Regions from separate parts of the Homo sapiens genome. Here region 1 is linked to region 2. A link is a loop called in an ENCODE intact Hi-C map of the cell type or tissue named here. Cell type or tissue: mammary epithelial cell. All regions are shown on one strand. Links, peaks and the distances in the headings refer to the core of each region. The heading gives the core; the rest is flanking DNA.

The links. Peaks named below come from ENCODE experiments on the same cell type or tissue, not always from the same donor. Only the 100,000 strongest peaks of a DNase experiment are listed, where the experiment ranks them.
Region 1: a loop joins it to region 2, with 5 times the contacts of the local background. A loop is called at or near these places in 2 of 110 quality-filtered maps.

The regions. Positions count from the first base shown.
Region 1 is chr22:41,213,533-41,223,393 of GRCh38, reverse strand. L3MBTL2 (L3MBTL histone methyl-lysine binding protein 2) reads right to left here. Exons shown (of 17, transcript NM_031488.5): 3 at 9,368-9,501; 4 at 7,132-7,255; 5 at 6,192-6,271; 6 at 3,858-3,975; 7 at 2,526-2,660; 8 at 2,107-2,195. L3MBTL2-AS1 (L3MBTL2 antisense RNA 1) reads left to right here and starts at 5,767. Exons shown (of 3, transcript NR_148200.1): 1 at 5,767-6,362; 2 at 8,691-9,764. RefSeq lists enhancers at 4,199-4,895, 4,896-5,593. In mammary epithelial cell, for the core only: no CTCF peak of the experiment used is centred there; no DNase peak of the experiment used is centred there; H3K27ac peaks cover 581 bases.
Region 2 is chr22:40,917,951-40,927,811 of GRCh38, reverse strand. XPNPEP3 (X-prolyl aminopeptidase 3) reads right to left here. Exons shown (of 10, transcript NM_022098.4): 8 at 5,299-5,479; 9 at 3,330-3,450; 10 at 1-1,543. The coding sequence ends at 1,377. Among named protein-coding and RNA genes, the nearest start is that of RBX1, 28 kb to the left of the region's middle. In mammary epithelial cell, for the core only: a CTCF peak has its summit at 4,897 (motif pointing left); no DNase peak of the experiment used is centred there.

The DNA.
Region 1 (9,861 bases), core at 1,212-9,211, 290 kb before region 2:
GCCATGGTGCTGGGGTACAGAGGAGGAGGTTCTTTTTGTTCACTGTGACTTCAGTGCTGTCCTGCCTGGGGCAGGGAACAGGTAGGGTGTAGGGCTTTTCCAGCCCCAGGGCACTGCTGGGTCAGGAAGAACCAGCCTAGACTAGACTAAGCAGTGCTATTTCCAAACACACCAGGAAGGAAAGCGTCTCAGAGGTCACAAAGCAGCCAACAGGCAAAGCTGACACAGGGGTCCTAAACCAGACAGACCCTCTGGCCCAGCTCAAGGGCTTGGGATACGTCCTGACACCAATTGCCTGTCCCACATCCGGTATCCCAGCAGCTCACTCAGGAGAGTGAGAGAAAACACAGGGTAAGGCCTGGCTCGGGGCCCCTCTGGGCTGCCTTCCCTGCCATGTTCTCTTCATCTACAGCCAACACAGTGCAGCCCACAATCCAACGCCATTTTTGTTAGTTTTTGTTTTTTTTTTTGAAATGGAGTCTCCTCGCTCTGTGGCCCAGACTGAAGTGCAGTGGCACGATCTCAGCTCACTGCAACTTCGGCCTCCCGGTTTCAAGCGATTCTCTCACCTCAGCCTCCTGAGTTAGCTGGGATTACAGGCGCATGCCACCACACCCAGCTAATTTTTGTATTTCTAGTAAAGACAGGGTTTCATCATGTTGGCCAGGCTAGTCTGGAACTCCTGCCCTCAGGTGATCTTCTGACCTCGGCCTCCCAAAGTGCTGGGATTACAGGAGTAAGCCACTGTGCCGTGCCTAGCTAATGTTTTTTTTTTTTTTCAAGAGACGAAGTCTCACAGTGTTGCCCAAGCTGGTTTCAGACTCCTGGCCTCAAGTGATCCTCTTGCCTTGGCCTCCCAAAGTGCTGAGACACTGAGACAGGTATGAGTCACTTTTACCATGTATATATGTGACTTTTTAATTTTTACTAAATCATTTCTTAAAATTAAATGCCACAAAGATGATTCTGTGCCACACAGGAGTCCTACACCAGACAGAATCAGACAGCCCAGAGGCGCCCCAGACTGGGCTTTACCCTGTGCTGTGCCAGGCACATCCCTGGCTCAGAACCGAGGCTATATTACAATTACTTGTGTGCATGGCTTTTGTTTCCTCTGCCAGACTAGAGATTTCTGGATGGCAGGGTCTGTATTCTTTGTATTCCCACAGTGCCTTGTAAACAAGTATGTAAGGCTGGGCATGGTGGCTCATGCCTATAATCCCAGCACTTTGGGAGGCCGAGGCAGGTGGATCACTTGAGGTCAGGAGTTCGAGACCAGCCTGGCCAATATGGTGAAACCCCATCTCTACTAAAAATACAAAAATTAGCCAAGTATGGTGGTGTGTGCGCACCTGTAATCCCAACTACTCGGGAGGCTGAGGCAGAAGAATTGCTTGAACCCAGGAAGCGGAGGTTGCAATGAGCCAAGATTATGCCACTGCACTCCAGCCTGGGCAACAGAGCGAGACTCTATCTCAAAAAGAAAAAAAAGGCTGGGCGCGGTGGCTCATGCCTGTAATCCCAGCACTTTGGGAGGCCGAGGCAGATGGATCACGAGGTCAGGAGATTGAGACCATCCTGGCTACCACGGTGAAACTCCATCTCACTAAAAATACAAAAAAATGAGCTGGGCGTGGTGGGCGCCTGTAGTCCCAGCTACTTGGGAGGCTGAGGCAGGAGAATGGCGTGAACCCAGGAGTCAGAGCTTGCAGGGAGCCGAGATCGCGCCACTGCACTCCAGCCTGGGGGACAGAGCGAGACTCCGTCTCCCAAAAAACAAAAAAGTATGTTAATAAAATCTATTGAGTGAACACTTCTGAAAAATTCTATGAGCAAAGGTAAGGTTCCGGAAGAGCAAAAGGCAGACAAAGCAGCATGACTGGAGCAGTAGGAGCAGAGTCTGGGTGGGGCAGTGGCCGACGCCAGGCTAGAAAGGCAGATGGCAACCACGTAGCAGCAGCATTTGTCTCTAGCCTTGCAAAATGTGGAGCTGCTGAAGATCATCAGGCAAGGGGTCTTAGGTAACATGCTCCAGTGAGTGGCATGCAGGATGCAGAAAAATGGAAGAGCGGAAGGAGGCACATCAGTTAAGGGCTCACTGCCGACCTTGATGTGGAAATCCACGGGAAGCGTCCTGGAGCCCACCAGCCGTTTCATGAGGTAGCCCTTCCAGTCGGTGAACTTGGCATGGATGGCTGTGGAGGCACCAGCAGAATCCTGGTTACACAGACTGACAAACCTCCACTGACAGGGGCGCTAGCGCCGACCCAGAGTGGGGACCCCTCAGCAGTGGGGACTGAAAATAGCTGCCTCTTCAGGCCAGCAATGACTTCATCTGAGAACATCAGATTCCACACGTGGATCTGCCCCCAGGCCTCTGGGATGGGGAGGGCAGGAAGCCAGGGGGCAAGTGGATTCTGTTCTAACAAGACAGAGGACTCCCATTCTACCTAACACAAGCAGAGGACTCTCCCTCTACCAGGGGCCCTACGGGAACAAGAGAGGAAATGTTCTCATCAACTCACTCCGTGGGGGCACTAGGATCTTGCTGTTGATGGCACACCAGCCAATGGGGTGGACATCCACTGTTCCCAGGTTGCACCAGAAGTCATGGCTGGCGTCATTTTCAAAGCCTTCATACCGAAGCAGCACCCGATACCCTGAAAGGAAAGGAAAGGGCACCTGTGAGGGAGGGTGAGCTGGGGAAGGTATGTTCTGTTTTTTTTTTTTTTTTCTGAGACGAAGTCTTGCTCTGTCGCCCAGGCTGGAGTGCAGTGGCGCCATCTCAGCTCACTGCAAGCTCCACCTCCAGAGTAGCTGGAACTACAGGCGCCTGCCACCACGCCCGGCTGATTTTTTTTTGTATTTTAAATAGAGACGGGGTTTCACCGTGTTAGCCAGGATGGTCTCGATCTCCCGACCTCGTGATCTGCCCTCCTCGGCCTCCCAAAGTGCTGGGATTACAGGCGTGAGCCACCGGGCCTAGCTTGGGGAAGGTATGTTCTTAAGCCTTCTCTTTTCTCTAGCCTAAGCTGGACTTCTGGCACCTATACTTCCAGGCAAGTGGATTCCTGTTGTCCACAACAGTCCTAGCCAAACAAATTCATGCTCCTAGTTCGGAAAGCATTATGGAATGGTGCTGAGAGTTAATTCTCTATAACCTGATCATCCTTGGAATGAATTTTACTTTTTAAATTTTTTCATTTTTTATAGAGACAGTATCTCACTATATTGCCCCGTCTGGTCTCGAACTCCTGAGCTCAAACAATCCTCCTGCCTCTGCCTCCAAAGTGCTGGGATTAGAGGTGTGAGCCACGAAACCTGGCCCTGGAACAAACTTTAAAAATTGGGGTTTCCAGCCAGGCACGGTGGCTCACGCCTATAATCCCAGCACTTTGGGATGCAGAGGATCACCTGAGGTCAGGAGTTTGAGACCAGCCTGGCCAAGATAGTGAAACCCCGTCTCTACTAAAAATACAAACATTAGCCGTGTGTGGTGGCCAGGTGGCCTGTAGTCCCAGCTATTCGGGAGGCTGAGGCAGGAGAATCGCTTGAACCCAGGAGGTGGAGGTTGCAGTGAGCCGAGATCGTGCCACCGTACTCCAGCCTGGGTGACAGAGCAAGACACCATCTAAAAAAAACAAAATAACAAAAACAAACAAAAAAATTTGGGGTTTCCAAGCCTGCCAAGCTCTGTGTTCCCTTCTCCGGTAAAAGAATCCTTAGAAGTGGGGCAAAAATTCCAGTGGGTGGGATTTTTGTTTTATGAAGCCAACTCCTGCCTACAACACTGTTCACCCATCTAGAGATGTCACTCTGCAGACACATCCCTGGCCCTGCCCTGGCCAAACACTCACCTGCTGTCTGGATGACAGAGGCGATCCAGTACACCCGGCTGGGGAGCACAGCATCACTGTTGAGCACCTCCACCTTCATCCCTTTCATCACATCCTCCCACTGGTCATAGAGTGGGACCTGTGTGGCGATGAGAGTGTACCGAGAGAGTGAGCTAACTGTGCTAGCAGGGGAGACAGACTGCCTCACGGCCTCAGTCAAGTCCTCGTTTGCACCTCAACTTTTCACATCACCCACTGTGTGCAGAACCAGCTACTAGAGATAAAGAGATGAGGTCTCCTGTCCTTGAAGAGCTAAGCCGGGAGTAGAGGTGGAGGTGGTGGGATGCAGGGTGATGGCTAGAGACCCAGAGTCAGACAGAACCGAGTCCTAAAATCTTTATAGGACTGGTTTCTTACTGTATCATTTTGGGCACATGATGCCTTGGTGAGCCTCGATCCCTTCGTCCCTGTGCCAGCCCGAGCAATGGCAGGGCGCTGATATTAGCACAAATATACTTTCCTTCAATCATCATACAAACCTGGGCTGTGGGCATTATGACCCCCTTGTTTACACACAGCCATCCACCTGCAAGTTTACTCTCTACCTCCCCTCCTACTGAAATGCTCCAGGGGGCCAGGCATGGTGGCTCACGCCTGTAATCCCAGCACTTTGGGAGGCCGAGACGGGCGGATCACCTGAGGCTGGGAGTTCGAGACCAGCCTGACCAACATGGAGAATCCATGTCTCTACTAAAAATACAAAATTAGCCGGGCGTGGTGGTGGCACATGCCTGTAATCCCAGCTACTCCGGAGGCTGAGGCAGGAGAATCGCTTGAACCTGGGAGGGGGAGGCTGCTGTGAGCTGAGATAGTGCCATTGCACTCCAGCTCTGGGCAACAAGAGTGAAACTCCCATATCGAAAAAATAAATAAAATAAAATAAAGTGCCCCAGGACAGCACTGGACTGTTTCAGTTGCCTTCCCAGTACCTAATCCTCACTTTCCTGCCAATGGTACTTTTGATTCTCCTTTGGGAGAATCACTTTTTTTAGAGTCTTGCTCCGTCACCCAGGCTGGAGTGCAGTGGCGCAATCTCAGCTCATTACAACCTCCGCCTCTCAGGTTCAAGGGATTCTCCTGTCTCGGCCTCCCAAGTAGCTGGGATTACAGGTGCCTGCCACCACTTCCAGCTAATTTTTGTATTTTTAGTAGAGATGGGGTTTCACCATGTTGGCCAGGCTGGTCTCGAACTCCTCACCTCAGGTGATCCACCCGCCTCGGCCTCCCAAAGTGCTGGGATTATAGGGGTAAGCCACTGCGCCTGGCCAAATTCACCTTTTTTATTCTCAGCCCTGGCTTCAGCCAGTTGAGGTATCCCATTCCATCTCCCTGGTCACTTGAGTTTAGTTCATCACAGAACCCGGACACAGTTGCGCTAGCCCAGGCACGCAGGGGCAGGCTTTTTACAAAGCAAATTGGATTATATGTGTTAGACACAAGGATGATGCAACTCCCTGGAAATGAAAATGCTGAAACTATTAGAGAATTCAGGGCAAAAAAGAGGCTCCCCCTCCAGCAGGAAGGAGGTGCACCTTCATTAGCCATTCAGAGACGAGAGGAGTGAGTTAGCTGAGTCAAGAAGCAGCTGTCATTGTTCAGGGCACTCCCCAGAGTTCAGTGGCAGTTCTGAAAGGAGGAGAGGAAGTGGCTTACTCTGGGTAAAAGACTCCCTACTTCCTCAAGACTAAAGAGGCCTCCTCCTGGATTTCCCGGAGCTTAGGGACGTGGTGTGAAGACAAAACAAGAGTGCTGTTGTGGGCTCTGCTCTCCCGGCCTGCAGGCTCCACACGTCACAGCTGCTGGATATTCGGTTCTTGCGCTCAAGCCCCGCCCCTAAGGGCCTTGCCCTTCGTTCTGGCTTTTACATGATCCGCATCGAGGAGCCTTTTACAGAAGTGGCTCCAGGAGCATCCACATCTGCCTCTCGGGGCCCACGGGGCCCAGGCCAGCTACAGAAGCACCCTGCTTTCCATGGGAAAATGCTGCAAATGGGGGAGAAAGGAGAGAAGGGTTTCAGACTGCAAAGACCCTTCGACATCAGCTAGCACCAAGTTCCATCATGTAAATAAACTGAAGGGCTTCAGACCGGGAGTGAAGCCAAGCAGGTGATAGAAGTGTTTGTAGGAGGATTTTTTTGACATAAACATGAAATGGAGCGAGTGGTAACGCCATCCGTCTCCTGCCCAGACCTCCCCACTGTCACTGTCCAGCCTGAAGCCGCCCTGGTGAAGCAGGTGGAGGAGCAGCTCCAGGCCCGGCTCCCCGGCCTCCCTCCCTCAGCTCCAGGGCACTCACGTGCTTGAAACAGCTGACGGGAGCAGCCTTGTAACTGTGATCCTTCAGGAACTTCCCCCAGTCGAAGCCCAAGACCAGAGCTGCAGAGCAGAGAGGACGAGTCAGACTAGGAGCCTGCGCAGCAGCCACTCCAGGAGCCTGGACCCCAAGGGCCCTGTGGGACCTGCAGAGGTAGGTCCCCCACCCCCAGCAGCCCCTCTCACAGCGCTGCCCACGACACCCTCCTTCACTCCCATACCTGATCCACCAGTGGCCATGAGGGACCACTGTTGAGGACTGAATTGAAAGGTGGCAAGACTCTCAGGAGTAGAGGAACATTCAAAGGGAAATTTCTCGCCCTTCTTCCCCCAAAGGGGAAAACTGAAATATCCCTGGGCTTAAATTCCTCCCTCCGCCCTGAACCTGATTGGCCACACCCAATCTAAATGTGGGGGAGGGGGTGCGCACACACCAGGGCCCCTCCAACTGAGCTCCGGCCTGCTGAGCTCAATTTCAGTTAGAAACTCAGAACAATGATAGCAGAGTTGCTTTATGCATACATTTAACTTGCTTAGCAATTGCTACACACTCAGAGAGAGGCTCCTTTCCTTATCCCACCACCCCTCTCCAAACCTGCCTTCAAACCATATCTGGGCCTTCGTTGCCCCAGGGAAACAGAAACCAAAAGGATAAAAGCAAAGAGAAACAAAAACAGCCAATTCTTGGCTTTTGAATTATCATGGGTAGGAGTCCTGATAATTTAAGGGTGTTTGAAGGCATTTTTCTGGGTAATTTCCACAATACCCAACAGGTGAGGAAGATGCAATCCGCAGTGACCCTGACTTAGGGCACTTTCTACCTGGCCGGTTTGCCCAGTCTTCATTCCTAGGAAAGGCCACCCCAAACCCAGTCTCCTCCCCAGCCACGGCAGCTTCCTAAGCAGGGCCCTCTGCTATCTTACCGTCTTGTCCTGTTGGTGTCCCATCTGCCAGCTGTCCTGTCCCTTGAGAGTGGAGGAAGGCTCCAATTTTGGCAGACCAGGCAGCCTTGTGCAGGACTTTGGCTTTTTTGGTCGGTGGTTTTCCCTGGAGAGGAGGACAGAGGCTATGTGTAGCCTGGCGGCTGGGATCATGAGTCTGGATTTGGGCCGCCAAGTTGAAGTCCTGGGCTTGGGCCAGTGACTTAACCTCTTTTGGGCTTCAGTTTCTTCATGTGTGAAACAGTGATGACAATAACAATCCTGAGCTCAGGGGGTGGTTGTGGGGAAGCGTCGGGGGTGCTAGGGGGTGCTAGGCAGTGCTGCAGAGCAGGGAGAGACCCATGTTCTATCTTTTAAGCCTTTCTGTCCTCCCAGATTCAAGTCTCAGTCATCTCCTTCCTCCAGTGTCGCTACTGATAGATCCAAAGCAAAGAATGGGCCTCACAGGGGCCCAGAAACGCTCATGAACTGGGAGGCAACCTTCTGTACATACGCGAATGTTTGGGAGAGGGTCCACATAGGCGAATGTTCGGGAGAGGGTCCACATAGGCGAATGTTCGGGAGAGGGTCCACATAGGCGAATGTTCGGGAGAGGGTCCACATAGGCGAATGTTTGGGAGAGGACCCACAGCTTTCATTAGGTACTCAAAGGGGGTCCTCCCTTTCCAAAGGGAATGGCCACTGATCTGGTCTGTATTTTGTAACTTAAGTACTGAACAGGAAGGCCAGGAATTTACTAAAGAGATCAGTGAAGCAGAAATCTGGGTTTAAGTCCCAAACAAACCTACAGGGCAAATCCCAGTTCTACAGTTTTTAGTTGTATACCTTTAAGTAAGTTACTAAAATTTCTGAGCCTTTATAAAAAGGAATTTTTTTAAAAATCAAATTTTTTAAGATCGTTAATTGGACTGAGAATGTCAAGCCCTTAGCAAGTACTCCCAAACCATAGCTATTAATATTACCAATATTATTCTTAGCTCTCGGAAGAGAGGGATCTTTCGGTGCCTTAAGTAAAATCTACAAAATGGGGAAACAATGGTAATTGTCTCACAAAGGCGACAGTGTATGAAGCAGTAAGCAGAAGGATCTGGGACACAGCAATTTCTAATAAACATCGGTGGTGCTCAAACTTCGCTGCACATTAGGATCACCTGGGAGCTCTTCCAATCTCTGTCCAGGCTACACACCATCCCAGTTAAATCAGAACCTTTCGGAGTAGGACCCAAGCATCAATATATTTTACATAATATTTTCCCCCCAGGCTGGAGTGCAGTGGCACGATCTCGGCTCACTGCAACCTCCACCTCCCAAGTTCAAGCGATTCTCCTGCCTCAGCCTCCCGAGTAACTGGGACTACAGGCGTACAACACCACGCCTGGCTAATTTTTGTATTTTTAGTAGAGACGGGGTTTCATCATGTTGGCTGGGATGGTCTCGATCTCCTGACCTCGTGATCCGCCCGCCTCGGTCTCCCAAAGTGCTGGGATTACAGGCGTGAGCCACCGTGCCCGACCAGCATCAATAATTTTTAAACTTTCCAGGTGATCCCAACATGCAGGCAAATTTGGGAAGCAGTGTTGCAGATGCTGGTCCCAGCTACTGGGAAACAAGGTAAGATGAGGCCCCTGAGATGAGGTTCCAGCCTCAATTCCGCCATTCTCCTCCTACAGAGCCACACTAGGTATGTCATTCTACCTCCTTGGACCTCAGTATACTTATCAATAAATGTGTGGGTTCAACACCACATCCAAGAATCTTTCCATCTCTAAAGATTCTATAAATATCAGTAATTTAGAAAATTGGCAAGACTTTCTAGGTAGCTGCCTGTGACATGGAGTCCGAGGAGGCATGGTCTTCCTGAAGCCACCGTGGCTGGTGAACCTTGGGCCTGTTTCCCAACTTCCTTTGAAAGGATTTATAAAAGTGTGGGGTGAAGACCAAGGGTGTCAGACTCCCCCATAGTTCTTGTTTAAAATGTACTGAATACACCAGACTCTGGGGGATGATGGTAGGTAATGGAGCGTAGCTTCAGGAACCTATAATTTAAAAAGCTCCACAAATGGATTCTACTGTCCTCTGAAGTTTGAGAACATAATAAATACCAGCTGGCCACAAGCAAGGACCTTTTCAAACTTTCCTGGCCCTGGCCTTCAGTCACTTGGTGGTTCCTGTCTCAGCACCAAAGGCACCGGGAAGGATCCAAGTGATTGCCTCTCACCTGTAACCTAGCCAAGATACTGGCTTTCTTGGAGTTGGAGGAGTAGCTCCTGGAGCAGGAGACGCTGCAGAACCTCTTGGTCTTGGAGAAGAAGGCTTCCCTTGTACCCACGATACCACACATCTCACAGACAGCTGGGAAGAGAACTTAGCACATGACTCACCCGATATGACCACCTCAAAGCAAACAAAGTGATGGGCCCTTCAAAACCTGGGGCACTGCATTAACCAGGTGAGCCCCTGCCCCCACAAAGGCTAATGGAATAAGAGGAGGAATGGGAGGTACTGGTGTGTATATCCTGAATCTACCTGAATGAAGTGCTGCTGCTTGGCCTCCCTTGGCTACAGATGTCAACAGAGGGGCTAATGGAAATCCATGAGGACGACTGGGGGAACAGGTGAGTGTTGAAAAGTTTGTCAGAGGAAAGTGAGAAGAAACTAGGCATGGTAGCTCCTGTCTGTAATCCCGGCAGTTTGGGAGGCCAAGGAGGGAGG
Region 2 (9,861 bases), core at 587-8,586:
GCTCTGCCTTCTGGGTTCACGCCATTCTCCTGCCTCAGCCTCCTGAGTAGCTGGGACTACAGGCATCCGCCACCACGCCCAGCTAATTTTTTTTGTATTTTTAGTAAAGACGGGGTTTCACCGTGTTAGCCAGGAGGTCTCAATCTCCTGACCTCGTGATCCGCCCACCTCGGCCTCCCAAAGTGCTGGGATTACAGGCTTGAGCCACCACGCCCGGCCAGAAATCATTTTTTTCTTTTCTTTTTATTAATTTTTGAAGTCATCATTAAGAAATCAACTTTAAATTGAAGAGAAAAGATGGCAGGATGTCAGGATTTTATTTATTTATTTGTTTTTTTGAGGCAGAGTCTTGCTCAGTCACCCAGGCTGGAGTGCAGTCGCATGAGCTCAGCTCACTGCAACCTCCACCTCCCAGGTTCAAGCAATTCTCATGCCTCAGCCTCCCAAGTAGCCAGGATTACAGGCATGTATCATCACACCCAGCTCATTTTTGTATTTTTAGTAGAGACAGTGTTTCACCACGTTGGCCAGGCTGGTCTTGACCTCCTGGTCTCAAGAGATCCACCTGCCTGGACCTCCCAAAGTGCTGGGATTACAGGCGGAACCGCTGTGCCCAGCCCTGATGTCTGGATCTTTAGTATATACATATATAATTTTCTTTCTCTTCCATTTCCATCTTTATCAAGAATCTAAACACTTTCCAGGTCCCAGGCAACCAAATGGCAAGAAAAGCTCAGAAGTGTTTTGTTTGGTAGGTAGCTAGTGTTGCTGGAACCTGGACTGTGGCTGACTAGTAAGACTGCAGGACACCAGTGCCCCTGAGGGCTCATATGGCTCCAGTAGATATGCAGGATCTAGAATAGGTAGGGAGGAGTTACAGAAGGTATGTATTGGCCGCCCACAATCACCGAAAGATGAATTTTTGCATAGGCAGAGACCTTGGTAATTAGCTAAAAATACAGGCATCACACAAACTTCTTATGATATTGGGTTGATCTCAGCAAAAGTATAGAAAGGGAAGGACTTGAAAGAAGAAGTGAATTTTCTATATGTTTAAATGTGTTAACTGGAATGCATGGACATGTGTAACCAAGACCTTTATGTTTAAAAATTAAACTTGCTCTGATCATTAATTCTATAGAATTAATGTTACCAAAGCTGCAGTAACATACTATTCAAAAATTCATTTTCCCAGACTTCTAACTACTTAAAACAAAAAACCCCCCACACACAATTACATACATTCACACAGCTGCTATGCTCCCAAATGGAATGCATATATTAATGCACACACAGAGACACTCAGAAAGCACACGTGCAGGGCTGCCAGAAGACACCCATTTTGAACCTGAGGTGCATGTGGGCCGCAGTGAAGGTCAAGAAGCCTGGCTGCATATCTGTTCAATGTCATTCATCTCTTTGGGACAGTCTGCAGAAAGGATGAGAGGTGAGTCCTGAGTCACCACTACATCATCCTCAATTCGTACACCAAGACCCCGAAACTTCTCTGGGGCATCTTTGTCATCCTCTGGAATATAAATGCCTGTGAAGTAGAAAGAAGAACATGCTGTTCAGGAATGATAGTAACTGGGTGGTTTGGGGCAAGTAAGTTAACCTCTGGGTTAAAATTCCTTCCTCTGTAATACTGGATCTTTATGGTACCTACCTAGTAAAGCTGTGAGGATTAAATGAGATAATACATGTCAAAGTGGCTGGCATATAATGGTCAACACATGTTGGTATCATTACTAAAATTATTATTGTGGTTATCTTTATATTGGACTACAAGCTAAATACAACTACGGCAATGCTGATCATGATTCTGTCATATTCTAGTGGCTCAAGCAGGCCAATAAAGTTACTTAATTTAAAAGTACGTCAATATATGTGGGGGACAAGCAGATTATGTAAGTGCATTCTTCCCCTGCCTAAGAGTCCCTTGGAAAAAGAGCACCTTGCAAAAATAAAGACAAAATATATTTAAACTGTATTCAAAGAAACATTTAGAGATTATTAGCCTTGACAACTGGAAGCTGCAGAGACAGTCATTATAAGATTTAAATATATCTGATGTGTGTAATATAAAATACAAGAGAAACTGAAAGACTTTAATGTACATTTGGAAAAATGTAGGAACCCCAGGTACCCTTTCTAATCATGAAGTTAGACACATACCAGGGCTTTTTATATTAAACAAGTTGTAAACTTCCTCCACTATCCTCACAGATACTGCTCTGCGATTGAAAAAGAAAGATCAGCAAAGGAAAATGTAGCGCAGTCTAAGGAAGCGCCCATGTACCAAACAGATTGAACTAAATGATATATCTATGGCCACAGATAGCAATGTATGACTAGGTTCAAAGGGTGGCATAAAAGACATTTCACAGCCATAATTTATACAGAGATTAAAATACTTGAAATCTAAAATTTAGATCTGTTTTCAAAACAAAACCAGCATCAGTATTTAACCATCAACTCTGACAACATCAATCTTCACACACCATTGTGGTCACTGCTTCTCTTCAGAATCCTGCCCAACACCCAGGACCATTCAAGTTAGGTAACGTATCCGATTGTTAGCTTTCTCTGAAGCTTATGAGGAAGGCGATGGATACTAAGGAGTGGGATGGTGCTGGGTAGCTCAATGCAGCTTGCAGAGGTGTTGAAACTGAGAGCATAGTGTGTCTGCCTGTCTCTCTGCACACAAGCACCGGGGGCTTTGGAAGCTTGAGCAGCCCCCCACTACTAAATGGGAGACCAGTACAAACTGGCCCTGGGAAAGGCAGGATTAAAAAAGATTCATTTCTTAATATCTACTTATAGGAAGTATTCCCCATCTGTTGTTTATTGGAGGAGTCAAACTGAACAAATTGTGTGATATTAAATAAGAATACAAAAGATAAATCGAAAATAAAATTACCTTCCACACTGGACTTTTTTTCCTGTCTCTTCTAACTTAATTACATTGGTTGAGGTAAAAATAAACAATGTGGCTGGGCGCGGTAGCTCACGTATAATCCTAGCACTTTGGGAGACTGAGATAGGTGGATCACCTGAGGTCAGGAGTTCGAGACCAGCCTGGCCAACATGGCGAAACCCCGTCTCTACTAAAAATATAAAAATTAGCCAGGCGTGGTGGCCGACACCTGTAATCCCAGATACTCAGGAGGTTGAGGCAGGAGAATTGCTGAACCTGGGGGGCGGAGGTTGCAGTGAGTGAAGATCACACCACTTCACTCCAGCCTGGGCGAAAGAGCAAAACTCCATCTCAAAAACAAACAAACAAACAAACATTTACCTCATACTACTATTGTAACACCTCTCCTTACCGGGCTCAATTGTGATTACCATCCCAGGCTGCAGAGGGAGGGAACGGGGCATGTCTGGAGTGTCATGGACATCCATCCCGAGGTAGTGGCCAACATGATGAGGACAGTATTTTCGAGCAGCCTGGAAAAGATAATTGTCACAGTATCATTAGAGCAATGACCTCTTACAGGGAATGCTGGGCAAGTATAAATCAGTGAGATATGTGTTATTATCTCCCCCATGGTTCTGCCACTTCAGTTTAATCCCTCCTTGGGCTAATACTTAAAGGCACCTGAAAAACTGCGACCTCTTACATGCAATTCTGCCAATGGCATTCTCATCAATCCACATTTCCATTCCCGCTATTTAATATACTACATACATGCAGACTTGAGTAATTCCAACTAATGACTGTGGCAAATGAAAGTCTCTTTTCTTCAGTACCACAGGAAAGATAAAAATAAAAGAAAGAAAAAAAAATCTCTTTTCTTGGGAAAGAGAGGATGACTATTATCACAGTTCTCTTTCCAATGTTCGTTCACACATCCCTCTCAGGAATCTACTCTGGAGACCCTAAATAGCTCACAGCAACTTGTGGAGAAGGCACACTTTTGGGCACCTACCAGCTTGGGTATTTCTTTCTTTTTTTTTGAGATGGAGTCTTGCTCTGCTGCCCAGGCTGGAGTGCAGTGGTGTGATCTTGGCTCACTGCAAACTCTGTCTCCTGGGTTCAAGCTATTCTCCCACCTCAGCCTCCCAAATAGCCGGGATTATAGTCATGTACCACCATGCCTGGCTAATTTTTGTATTTTTAGTAGAGACAGGGTTTTACCATGTTGGCCAGGTTGGTCTCGAACTCCTGACCTCATGTGATCCGCCTGCCTCAGCCTCCTAAAGTGCTGGGATTACAGGTGTGAGCCACTGTGCCCAGCCAGCTTGGATATTTCCGTCAGTTAGTTAAAGATTTGTTGGCCCAAGCAACAGCCAATTTATAGCTTCATTTTTACTGATAACAGAAGTCCTAGAAGGCTTAACTTGTAGGTAGGAGATGCCTAATGGTCTATCTGACTTAGGCATCTAGTATCTTAATTTTAAAGCTGAGGTTTTACGTTTTTACTGAACACCATCACATTTTGGATGCAGAAAAAAAATTCACTAATGACATGGTCTTTGGGAATATTGCTGAAGTGTCAAAAATGTCACTTAAACAACAAATACCTTCTCCTTTGACCTACAGAATAACCCATAAAAGGATTAAAAGTTAATCTCTCTCTCTTTTTTTTTTTTTTAGACACAGGGCCTTGTTCTGTGGCCCGGGTTGGAGTGCAGTGGTGCGAACATAGCTCACTGCAGCGTTGAACTTCTGGGGTCAAGTGATCCTCCCACCTCAACCTCCCAAGTAGCTGAGACTAGAGGTGTGTGCCACCACACCTGGCTAACTTTTAAATTTTTTGTAGAGATAGGGTCTTGCTATGTTTCCCAGGCTTCTCCTCATTTCTTGTTTCCTTTTTCACCCTGTCGGCACCAGACTTCATTTTAAGTTTTCTGAATACTGAGCTAGTTATGCAGCATGTAATGAATCAGCATGTGCTGCCATCTTCTGGAAGAAATAAGTACTGACTTCCTTTGTTTTAATCCATGTTAAAGCTAAATCCCTTTTATAGATCACAAAGATGATTTCTAAATCTTTTCTTTTTACTTAAAAAACCCTGTGTGTGTATGTATATATATCTACGTATGTGTGTGTATATATATATGTGTGTGTGTGTGTGTGTGTGTGTATATATCTACATGTATATAGATGGGTCTTGCTATGTTGCCCAGGCTGGCTTCAAGCAATCCTCCTGCCTCAGCCTCCTAAACTACTGGGATTACAGGCATGAATCACTACATCTGTCCCATTTCTAAGTCTAATTAGCTTTATATAGGGTAAAAACCTAGCAGCATGCTAGGTGTTCTTGAGAACTGGGGTCAAGAGAAGTGAAGTACCTTGAAGGCATTATTTTCCTTAATGTTCTTCATGATCCCCAAGTCTTTAAGCTTCTGTCCTATCAGGGTCAGCATCATGCTGTAGATGTTCTCCAAGCTTGTCCCAGGGAAGCAGAGGGCCAAACAATCTCTTTGGATCTCTAGAACGGCTTCATAGAGTTCTGCCTGAGGTGCGGTGAACCTGGGGACGGGAAAACCAAAGAACCTGAACTTAGATAATCTGATATTCTAAGAAGTTTGCTACTAAGTTTGATTAGAAAAACCCCAAGATGCTGCTGTTGCTGGGGCACTGTTGATGTTTAATAAGTACCAATCTATCAATATGGCCAGGAGCTCAATCATGTCCTAGGTGCTCAGTAGGAAGGGCAACAATCCTTCAAGCTGGAGCAGCAACACAGTCTCTTCTTCAAATGGTCAGGAGAGACATGAAGTAGGGCCAAAAGAAGCACTGAGCCATGAGTGCAGTCAGTGGGCAGATGAGGCTCAGCCATGATCCTGTTTAATCCCTTACAGCATAGACTACCATTAAAAAAAAAGGCAAGAAAGCCTAGGGACCCACTTCTGACAGGTGAAGCAGATACCATGGGATAAACTAGTCAACATCTGGGCTACTAGTAATGTACTAGCACTTAAGTGTCTTTAGAATAACAGTTTCTTTAGCAATTACGAGATAAAAAAGTGACCTGGGATGATACATGATATGTATTCTCACATACTGTTGATAGGAGTATAAATTAATACAGCCAATTACATCAAAGGCCTTAAAGATGCTCATATAACTAGAGCTTATAATTCTACTCTAATATATCCAAAGAAAATATTTGAAATTCAAAAAAGCTGAATGTACTAAAATGTTCGCTGTAATTTTATAATTGTAAATTATTAGACAAACTCTAAATGTCCCCTAATAGAAGAATGCTTAACTATAATAGCATAAGAAACCCACAGCATAATGTACCCATACCCCAGCCCACCACAGTATTACTAAATAATCATTTTTGTAATAGTTTTTTTTTTTTTTTTTTTTAGAGACAAGGTCTCACTATGTTGCCCAGGTTGGTCTGGAACTCTTCAGCTCAAACGATCCTCCTGCCTTGGCCTCCCAAAGTGTCTTTATATACACTAAAATGCATACATTTGAACGGTACAATTTTGACAAATTCATGTACCAAACCTATTGAAGCTGGGAACAATGAACTCCTAAATTCTGCTGAGTCTTCGTTGCCAGCAGAAGTGGCCCTTCCACCCCCGTCTGAGAAGGTTAACCCTGTTTTGCCTGAAAACTTGTAGGTATGTCCCTTGAGGCAGTTGCCTTGGTTCTACTAGAATTGTAACTACACTCAAGTCCCAGCAGGCTCCAAGTTAGGCAGAAAGCTTGACCCATGAGGAGGTCCACTCCACACCAAAAAGAACTGCATGAGGGGCTGGGCGCGGTGGCTCACGCCTGTAATCCCAACACTTTGGGAGGCCGAGGCGGGTGGATCACCTGAGGTCGGGAGTTCGAGACCAGCCTGACCAACATGGAGAAATCCCATCTCTACTAAAAATACAAAATCAGCTGGGCATGGTGGTGCATGTCTGTAATTCCAGCTACTCGGGAGGCTGAGGCAGAAGAATCGCTTGAAACTGGGAGGCGAAGGTTGTGGTGAGCCGAGATTGCGCCATTGCACTCCAGCCTGGGCAACAAGAGTGAAACTCCGTCTCAAAAAAACAAAACAAAAAAAGAACTGCATGAGGTTTCCAATTTCCGAAAGACAAAAATCTGGGAATGTGGGTGGGAATGAATATTTATGGTGTGGGATAATGGTAGAAGGAACACAGTTGCATCAGGCAACTTTACTGATATGGGTCCACTAATCAGAGACTCTGGATTCAACGTTGCCGCTGAAGGGGTCAGAAAAGTTCTAACAGTTTGTTGCCTAGCTGGCTGAAACACAAACCAAAAGGTAACCCACAATACATAAACACAAATGCCACAACTGCTTTGGTATACTGGAGAAGGAATTCTGCCTCAAGACTATAATATAAACCCTGCCTGAGTTTGGACTGAAGTCTGCCCTATAGATTTTGGACTCAAGCCTTATACAGACCATTTCCATCTCCCCTGAAAGCCTCCTCATGTTCATTTCTTTTTTTCTTTTTTTGAGATGGAGTTTCGCTCTTTCACCCAGGCTGGAGTGAAGTGGTGCGATCTCGGCTCACTGCAACCTCTGCCCCCACCGGGTTCAAGCGATTCTCCTGCCTCGGCCTCCCAAGTAGCTGGGATTATAGGCGCCCACCACCACGCCCAGCTAATTTTTGTATTTTGAGTAGAGATGGGTTTCTGCCATGTTGGCCAGGCTGGTCTTGAACTCCTGACCTCAGGTGATCCACCTACCTTGGCCTCCCAAAGTCCTAGGATTACAGGCATGAGTCACCACGCCTGGCCCACATGTCCATTTCTAATCAATATCCCTACTTTCCGAGGCAAATGCTATTGTGATTATTTTGACCTTAGTTTGCCAAATCTAGAACATCATATAAATGGAATCATATAATATATACTCTTTTGTGTCTGGCTTCCTTCACTGAACATAATCTATGCTCAGTGAGGGTAGAAGGTTGTCTATGCAGTACATCCATGGTGGTGCTTCAATCAGTAACAAAAAACATTCGATCAGTAATTAAAATGTTCTTTTTTATTACTGAGTGGTATTCCATTGTATGAACAGACCACAATTTGCATATTCATTCTCCTGTTGATGGACATTTTGGTTGTTATACTATTGTGAATAAATGCTGTTATGAATGTCCTTGTGCAACCCTTTTTGTTGAGAAATGTTTTCATTTCTCTTAAATACCTAGAATTTGGCTGGGCATAGTGGCTCATGCCTGTAATTCCAGTGTTTTGGCAGGCCAAGGCAAGAGAATCGTTTGAGCCCAGGAGTTGCAGACCAGCCTGGGCAACATAGCGAAACCGTGTCTCTACAAAAAAACAAAATATTAGCCAGGCATGGTGGCACGTGCCTATAATCCCAGCTACTTGGGAGGTTGAGATGTGAGGATCGCTCTCTGCCTCAGCCAACCAAGTAGCTGAGATTACAGGCACCTGCCACCACACCCAGCTAATTTTTGTTATTTTAGTATGGACGGGGTTTCACCATGTTGGTTAGACTGGTCTCGAACTCATGACCTCAAGTGATCCACTCGCCTTGGCCTCCCAAAGTGCTGGGATTACAGGTGTGAGCCACTGCACCTGGCCTTTTTACAATGTACTTCTATTCTTCCAGCTGGATAATTTCTATTTATCTTCAAGTTTGCAAACTTCTGCTGTCTCCAATCTACAGTTAAGTCTACCTGGTGAATTTCCTGTTTCAGTTAATGTACTTTTCAGCTTTAAAATTGTCATTTAAAAATTTAAAAAATTTTTAATTGTAAAACAAAACACAGATATAAAAAGCCAAACAAATCAATCAAACATAAACCTTAAGAAATTATTCAGTGGCTGTATTAAAAATACAAAAATTAGCCAGGCGGGGTGGCATCTGCCTGTAGTCCCAGCTACTTGGGAGGCTGAGGCAGGAGAACTGCTTGAACCTGGGAGCCGGAGGTTGCAGTGAGCCAAGATTGCGCCACTGCACTCCAGCCTGGGCGACAGAGCAAGACTGTGTCTCAAAAAAAAAAAAAGAAAAAAAAATTATTATAAGGTGAATACCAGTCAGATAAAACAACAACAACAACAAAAAAAAAACCCACCAAAACTTGGCAGACTATCCCAGAATACCCTTCTATAGGTCCCAGAATAATGACAATCTTACCAACAAATATCCCTCGTCCTAACTTTTTTTTTTGAGATGGAGTCTCGTTCTGTTGCCCAGGCTGGAGTACAGTGGTGTGATCTCGGCTCACTGCGACCTCCACCTCCCGGGTTCAAGTGATTCTCCTACCTCAGCCACCTGAGTAGCTGGGACTGCAGGCACCCACCACCATGCCCAGCTGATTTCTGTGTGTGTGTGTGTGTTTTTAGTAGAGACAGGGTTTCACCATGTTGGCTAGGCTGGTCTCAAACTCCTGACCTCAGGTGATCCACCTGCCTTGGCCTCCCAAAGTGCTGGGATTACAGGCGTGAGCCACTGCACCTGGCCTAACTTTTTTATTTTGGAGACAGGGCCTTGCTCTGTTACCTAGGCTAGAGCACAGTGATGTGATCATAGTTCACCGTAACCAAAAATTTCAGGGGTCAAGTGATTTTGCCACCTCAGCATCCTAAGTAGCTGGGATTACAGGTGTGCGCCACCATAGTTGGCCAATTTTTTGTATTTTTTGTAGATATAGAGGTCTTGCTGTGTTGCCCAGACTGGTTTTGAACTCCTGGCCTCAACTGATCCTCCTGCGTCAGCCTCCCAAAACACTGGGATTACCAGTGTGAGCCACCATGCTAGCCATATCAGTTTATAGTCAGTTAATTGTGATTTTTTTTATTTGTGTGTACTGTTATTTACAGATTTTTTTTTTTTTTTTTTTTAGACAGAGTCTCACTCTGCTGCCTAGGCTGGAGTGTAGTAGTGCAGTCACAGCTCACTG